2 separate regions of the Homo sapiens genome follow, and region 2 is linked to region 1. A link is a contact called in ENCODE Hi-C or POLR2A ChIA-PET data. All regions are on one chromosome and are shown on one strand. Each heading gives the region's core, a stretch centred on a gene start or an enhancer-like site at or near the end of the contact. The rest is flanking DNA. Distances are from core to core; before and after follow the strand shown.

The links. A loop is a pair of places that touch in the nucleus more often than their neighbours do. ChIA-PET counts read pairs that join two places held with the same protein, here RNA polymerase II (POLR2A). Pooled maps may share reads with other maps.
Region 2: a loop to region 1 is called in a map of PC-9, with 2.1 times the contacts of the local background. The contact joins the enhancer-like site here to the promoter of LINC00460 in region 1. A Hi-C loop is called at or near these places in 5 of 168 maps with a recorded cell type or tissue (Caco-2, MCF 10A, PC-3 and 2 more) and 1 of 50 pooled maps. POLR2A ChIA-PET finds 5 or more read pairs at or near these places in 1 of 52 experiments (AG04449).

Annotation. Positions count from the first base shown.
Region 1 is chr13:106,374,792-106,378,633 of GRCh38, reverse strand. It overlaps LINC00460 (long intergenic non-protein coding RNA 460), which reads right to left and starts at 2,070. Exons shown (of 3, transcript NR_163477.1): 1 at 1,969-2,070; 2 at 1,550-1,767; 3 at 39-726. RefSeq lists an enhancer at 1,333-2,532.
Region 2 is chr13:106,154,946-106,158,787 of GRCh38, reverse strand. It overlaps the pseudogene RNA5SP38. Among named protein-coding and RNA genes, the nearest start is that of LINC00460, 220 kb to the left of the region's middle. Within about 2 kb of position 2,172, at least 5 of the 41 ENCODE cell types and tissues checked have a DNase peak (open chromatin) inside an H3K27ac peak, as active enhancers do; they include PC-3, PC-9 and endothelial cell of umbilical vein, where a contact is called at or near this core.

The sequences.
Region 1 (3,842 bases), core at 821-3,320:
TTTGGGAGGGGACAAACATTCAAACCATAGCAGGCACCTTCCATTCTAGACTTTTGTTAGCATGGATTATTTTATCGAGTTGTACAGAGCAATTGTACAGAGACAAGGGCCCTAATGATTAACTGGGTACAGTGTTGCCGGTGGAGCAGAAGAGCTGGGCAGCAGCAGAGAGCAGCATCGGGCCAGGTCCAGTGCCTCAGTCAGGAGCTGGGCAAGAGTAGCCCAGAGTGTGCACAGATCCTCGGGCTTTTCCAAACAGGAAACCTGGGCATTCAATACTATGGATATTTTGAGGGGAGTGGCAAAATAAGGCAAAATATGTTAAAAATTTGAACTTGATCTCCATTAGAAGCATAGTAATCCTAGTTTTGAAAAACTTCAATCAAAATCATTCAGGTTTTTTAACAAGTTCTAGAAATACATTTTCTAAATGAAATATGAATTGGATGTAATACAGAAATGGCAACCACATGCCTCGTCTCTTCCCATCTGCTGTGTTTTCTGCAGCATGATGTGGTAGAAGGAAGCCTGGAAAAAGTGTCTTGGGTCATGAGTCCCCCACTCACTTGCTGTGTGGTCTTGGGCAAGTTTCATTTCTCTGAGGCTCGATGCCCTCATCTGTAAAATGAGGAGAGTGGAATGGATGATTTTTCAGTTTTTTTCTAGGTCTAAAACTCTGTGATTCTTCTGGAAGTTTTTTTGTTTGCTTGCTTTATCCTCTGCATTCTATTTCAATAGGAAAAGGGGAAGAGGAAAAGCAGAAAGAAAGAGCAAAAAAGAAAAAAATTAAAAGAGATCCAAATATTAAATAAGCCTCAATCAAGTATCAAGCACCATAGAATTAATAATCAGAAATTACTAATTTCTGATTAATAAATTACATTTATTAATCCTGATCATAAAGTAGGAAATACACAGTGTTATTGTCACCATTTCAGAGGCGTGGACTCCAAGGTTAAACGTTTGACCAAGGTTAAGTAGATGTCTTAGTCTATTTGGGGAGCTATGACAGAATACTTTGAAGTGGATGGCTCAGGAAAAACAAACTTCTTTGTCGTCATTTTGGAGGCTGGAAGTCCAGGATCAGGGTGCCAGCACAACTGGGTTCTGGTGAGGGCCCACGTTCTGGCTCATAGGTGGCCTTCTCGCTGTGTTCTACACTTCACATGGTAGACGGTGCAAGGGATCTCTCTGGGGCCCCTTTTATTCGGGCACTTATCTGGTTTTGAGGACTCTGCCCTCATGAGCCACTCACCTCCCAAAGGCCCCATCTATTAATACTATCTTATTGGCTATTAGGTCTTAGCATACGAATTTGGGTGGGGGACATAAACATTCGTTCTATAGCAGTAGTCAAGGTGATAATTTAACATAAATCGGGGTGACTTCAGAATGCGTCTTCTTTCCCACGCTCAGTCTTTCTACAATGCCACACTGTCTCCGGAAAGGGGTAGAAAAAAAAAGAGGAATAAAGTTAGACAGTGGGAGTGGAGAGGGAAGAAGAGACGTTGAGAGATCAGGGGAGACACATGTGACACGGACTACTCACAGTGATTCCAGCAATTGCTACACAGACGCCTCCCACACAATGGTCGTAACCTTCGTTCTCATCCACTGCGTGGGAAAGCTGCAACATGCTCCCCGCTGGCAATGGTGGTTCATCCAGGGTGACTCTTAGCCGAGAAGTGTGCATGCTGGGTCCAGCAGCGTCCACCAGGGGCACATGCGGAGTTTCATAACAATGTCTGGGTACCTCCGATGTCCTGGCTGGAGAAGGTTTAGAGACATAGCAAGGGAGACAGATGGATTAGGGAAGTGGGGAAGGACCAGACAGGTCTTTATTTCCCTACTCCTCTCCGTTATGTGTCTCTAAAATTAACACTGCAAGAACTATGCTAAGAAGCAAGCTTTTATGTTATAAGAATTAGAGCCACCAAATCAACCCTGTGCACATGGCACTTCCGTCACCTCATGCTGTGACCTCTCATAGGTCTCGGTCCCCCAGGTTTGAGGAGATGAGTCCCCCTGGCTGAGGCATTTCTAACAGGGCTGGAGGATTTCTGCAGGAAGTGGTTACCGGTGAGTCAGGATCTGGCGTTCATCCCTCTGAGTCAATAATGAGCCGATTTCTCAGTGGGTTAGGAACAAGTGGAGATGGAGTCTTAAATAAGTGGCAAACCTACCGCGAGCTCTCCCGGCACCTTCTCTCCGGGCAAGGAGGTTAATGCCAACGTGTTTCCTCAGTCCCAATTTGGGTCATTATATTTTTAATTATCTCTGAATTATCCCTATAGATTCAACAGGATACATTATCTTCCATTTCCTACCTTTAACTTGAAAGCACTGATGTGCTGCTTAGGCTGGTGACTGTTGAACAAAGCAACTTCTCCAAACCTTGCCTACCCTCTTCTCCACTCTCGCCCGCAATTCCCTCACCTTTTCTCCTGACGTCCCTCTCTTGAGTCCTAAATAACGGCCTTAAAGAAAAGCAAATGCAGCCGGGCACAGGGGCTCATATTTGTAATCCCAGCACTTTGGGAGACGGAGGTGGGTGGATCACTTGAGGCCAGGAGTTCGAGACCAGCCTGGCTAACATGGCTAAACCCCTCTCTACAAAAATTAGCCGGGTTTGGTGGCTCATGCCTGTTATTCCAGCTACTCAGGAGACTGAGACAGGAGAATCGCTTGAACCTGGGAGGCAGAGGTTGCACTGAGCTGAGATCGGGCCACCGCACTCCAGCCTGATTGACAGAGTGAGACCCCATCTGAAAAAGCAAAAAAGGAAAGGCAAATATGGCTGGGCGCGGTGGCTCACGCTTGGAATCCCAGCACTTTGGGAAGCCGAGGCGGGCGGATCACGAGGTCAGGAGATCGAGACCATCCTGGCCAACACGGTGAAACCCTGTCTCTACTAAAAATACAAAAAATTAGTCAGGTGTGGTAGCGGGCGCCTGTAGTCCCAGCTGCTCGGGAGGCCGAGGCAGGAGAATGGCGTGAACCCGGGAGGCGGAGCTTGCAGTGAGCCGAGATCGCGCCACTGCTCTCCAGGCTGGGTGAAAGAGCGAGACTCCATCTCAAAAAAAAAAAGAAAGGCACATGGCGGGTGTTGGTCTCCCTAATGAATTCATTTGCCTTTTGTTGGTTCCTGAAGACAGAGAGAGAGAGACAGAGGCCACACAGAGAAAACTGGGAAGGGCGAAGGCTGCGTGTCCCCTGCTCAACCTCCCTGCGTCCGGAGGGAGCGGAATCGGGAATCTCTTAGCGAAAGGCAGGACCCGCAGGACTGGCTCACAGGGCTGGGGCTGGAGGGGACTTGGTGAATGACTGCTCTCTGAATTCCCTCCCTGCTTGAACTCGGGCCCTCCTCTCCTCTTCGCGTCTCCCAGGGAAAGCAGTACCCCGTGGAAAGGGAGAGCGCCTCTGCTATGCGCGCACAGGGACTCACCGAGGCACATAGCGTCCTGGCATGGAGAGGCGAGCGCTGGGGTCCGGCCTGCTGGAAAGGAAGAAGAATGGAGAAGAAGGAGGAAAGTCCAAGGAGAAGCCTCACCCGCATAGCTCATTTTGGGAAAGCTGGCCTGCCCTGCCACAAAGAGGTGCTGGGGAAGTGTGTCAGCTGAGGGGCCCTTAGGGAGACCTCTGGTCCCCGAATGAGCCTCTCAGCCGACTCCTCCTTAGCTTGTTGCTGATCCTGTCCCAGGATTAACATAGACCAGGGTCTCTCAACCTCAGTGCAATGGACATTCTGGGCCAGGTAATGCTGTGCCGTGCGGGCTGCCCCGGGCACTGTGCGAGGCACAGCGGCACCCTGGCTCTACCCGGGAGATGTCATGAGCACCGCT
Region 2 (3,842 bases), core at 923-3,422, 220 kb after region 1:
GCTCTGTCGCCCAGGCTGGAATGCAGTGGCGTGATCTCGGCTCACTGCAAGCCCCGCCTCCCAGGTTTAAGCAATTCTCCTGCCTCAGACTCCCGAATAGGTGGGACTACAGGCGCCCACCACCACGCCCGGCTAATTTTTTGTATATTTAGTAGAGACGAGGTTTCACCGTGTTAGCCAGGATAGTCTCAATCTCCTGACCTTGTGATCTGCCCGCCTCAGCCTTCCAAAGTACTGGGATTACAGGCGTGAGCCACCCCCCACGGCCTAGTTTGGTCTTTTTCACCATCATGCAGTGAGACATGGTGTGCACAATCCGCATGTTTTCTGGATAGTCCCTTCTGAAATGTTCATTTATGATTTTGGCTCTTCCAGAGGACATCACGGTAAATAATCTCGTGCATTTTCCAAGTGTTTCCCTCGTGTTTCCTGATCATTGATCATGCGCATTTTCAACTGTCCTAAATATTGCCAAATTGCTGTCCAGAGTGGCTATGACTAATACATCCCTGCCAGTTTGCCTGGGGGCTTCTGTTTCCCTAAATCCTTCCCAGCACTCAACAATGTTACTTGTTTTAATTTTTCCAGAGCTGACCAAAATATAGCTCATCCGTTTCCAGTGCAAGTAAAAGGTGAGAGGCTAGGTGGGTGTTTAGAACATTTCAGTGTATGTGGAACTATGACTGTGCAGAGACCCTGGGAGGTGGTCTGACCCAACTCTGCCACATGCGGGGGGCTCTATTTCACCACTGCTGCCTCCTTGGCACTGCTTTTTGAGGCACATTGATAATTTAGCTACTCTGTGTTAAAGATAGCGATGTAGACTGACTGATTAGCCTGATGTAAAAAAAAAAAAAAAAAAAAGCGTTTGGCAAATACAACCCTATGTGGTCCATATTTGAATATTTTTTCACAAGTCAACTGCTTGATTATATAGCTAAGAAAAACAAAGGCCAGAGATTTTACATGGCTTATCCAAGCTCTCTTCTCTTTAGGAAAATAAATTTCAGGAAGGTTGAACAATTGGCAGAGAAACACTGAAATAAAAATCAATGACATTGATGGGGCTTGGCCTCAGGGGGCCTTCCGCTGGTTTTTACCTATGGCCTGTATCTCTCAGTAGTTCCAGTTTCTGCTAATGACGTCCACTTGTAAGGAGGACAGAGCCTGGATTATAGGAGACGCTAGATACATATTGCCCAAATTGACAAATGAGTCAAAATGGGGAGCATATCAAAATCTATGTGGTGTGTGCATGTATTGAAAACATGTCCCAGAAAATCAAAATATTGTGCCTCCCAAAGAATCATACACCTACCCTCATCCTCCACTTTTTCCTCTCTTCCCTTTCCCAGGACCTATATGAGAGTATTAATTGCAGACTGACCCCAATAACGACAGAGTTTGAATAAGAAATATAGTAGTGTAGTAGGTTCACTGATTCTATGAAAAAATATGAAGCAACAAAACAGGGCACATGTGGTATAAACAGCATGGGATATGGGTGGATAGACCATTTGTTTAAAGTTTACGGCAGATATCATCACTGTAATACACAATATATCATGGGACAAGTTATATTAGGCTTTATGTAAATAGAGGCAATGATATGGGAACAATGGCTTTTAAAATTTACCAATAGGGCACAATCTAGAATATTAAGCAAAAATTAGTCCAAACTTTGGTTGTATAAAATTGAAGAGAGGTAATTTTGATAGGGATAAATGCTAAACTATTGATAAAAAAAATACAGAAATATTTTTTAGGTGAGATGTTGTGGTCTAAGGGTACTGTTTGTGAGAATAGATGGCTGCTTTCATTCAGAAAGGCAACATGGCGTTAAAGGTAGTTATTTCGTGAGGCCTAGCAGAATAGGTTACACTGAGACCAGAAAATACATTAAGTGAGTATCAGCTTAATAAGCAATGAATAGACAGAAGAAGACGCCCTGAGGAAAAGAGGTGCACTGTGAGCTTGAGAACCAGACCATACTGCAAGTCACCATCCCTCCGTGTTCTCCAAGGAAGGAGATGATGCACTTTCTTAACTCCTGTAATTTCTGTGGCTGTGACTCACTGGGCTGGTGTAAGAGAACAAGTATTTACACCGCTGTTCTCAATCAGTAGTCAAGCTTTGAAAAGGAAATAAGGAATAACTTTCCCATATTTGGAGGTAACAAGTGTAGCAAGATGGCACAATCCCTCCCTCTCAAAGGAGCTATGAGGTTTTACTAATAGTGGCTATTACTCATCCAGAGGCCAGCGCCTCTGCCAGCACAGGGTCCCCTTATACTTTACTGGAGAATTTTAGTTTTTATCATAGAGCATTGATGTGTCACATTAAAAATGTTTACAAAGCATTTTATAATCATTATTTACTGCCTTACATAGCAACCCCACGCTGCAGTTCAGTCCTGCCTTTTAAACAGCATGAACCACCTACTCACACATAGGACCCAACTCCAGAAGGCTCCTCTTGACATTTTTGGCTGAACTATCATTTAATCTGGATCAAAGTTAAATTTTAAAAGTTGCTGTGGTCAAAGAAAAAAGGATAGATAATTTAGCTTTCTTTTGTGCTTTTAGGATTACGATGATAGCAGATTTGTAAGAAAAGAAAATTCCTTTAAAATTAAAGGTCATGTCTTTGACTCTGTCAATTTCTCTTTGTTCAAAAATGAATAAGAAGATATTAAAGAAAAATATACAAGCACAAAAGGAGTCATTAAAATTTATTTTCCAAGCTATTTGTTGAATATAGTGTAGAAATGAGTCAGGAACAGGACATTTTTTACACTAAAGGGATTAAACAGAAAGACCAAAGCTAGTTTGTGCCTTTTAAATCAAATTGTTTTCAATGTCTGCAATGTAGACTGCATTTATGACTTGACATTTATTAAAAATAGCATCAGTTAATTTTTCAATTTTTAAGGAATTCAATAAAGTAATGTCTTAGTTATGCTTGAAAGTTATGTTGGAGGCTAGACCGTGGAAGAAATGTATTAGGTTAATTTAAATTTTGGTTGATATTAATTCATATCTTAAAGAAAAAACAGTTCTTGTGATTCCAGTGAACATGAGAAATAGTCTATGAAACAGAATTCTGGGAGAACTGCTACATGACTTGAGTCATTTTAAGCTAGACGGACTCAACATTCAGGAATATCCCTTGGGGAATTTCCTGAAATTGACAATGAGTAAGACACCCTAGGAGAATCCTTTTCCATTTTGGAGGTGATTTCCCATGCTCCCTGTCTTATTTTTCTGTCTTCTGATTGAAATAGAAACCCCGACATGTGTCTACCACCAAACCACCCTGAACGTGCCCAATCTCATCTGATCTCACAAGCTAAGCAGGGTCGGGCCTCGTTAGTACTTGGATGGGAAAAATTCCAGCAAGTACTCGTTTTGTTGGTGCATATGTTATGATACGTGTGCACCAGTTACACAATAAAATAGTATTTGTAAAAAAGTATAAGCAGAGAGGAGTATGCGGTTGTTACTCAAAAGTAAATTATCAAGTAGACAAGTTAATTAGCAACTGATTCAAGGAATTTTTTGGATAATATTGTATTTCATTTGAATAAGGATGCATCTTAAAATCTACTGGTATACCTCTTTTTCCAAAATTGAAGTGAAAGTAGTAATACAATATGGAGCTTTGGAATTTATTCTGAAGGATACTGTAGCTTATGAGTGGTCATGGAGCTGATTAAATAAATGTTGTTTAAGCAATTACTCCCAGAGTGAACACAGTTTCTCCCATTCGGGGCATTTCCCTTACAACTTCTATTGTATTTCTTTGAATTTTGGAAATCACAACTGGCCTTGTATGCATTGTCG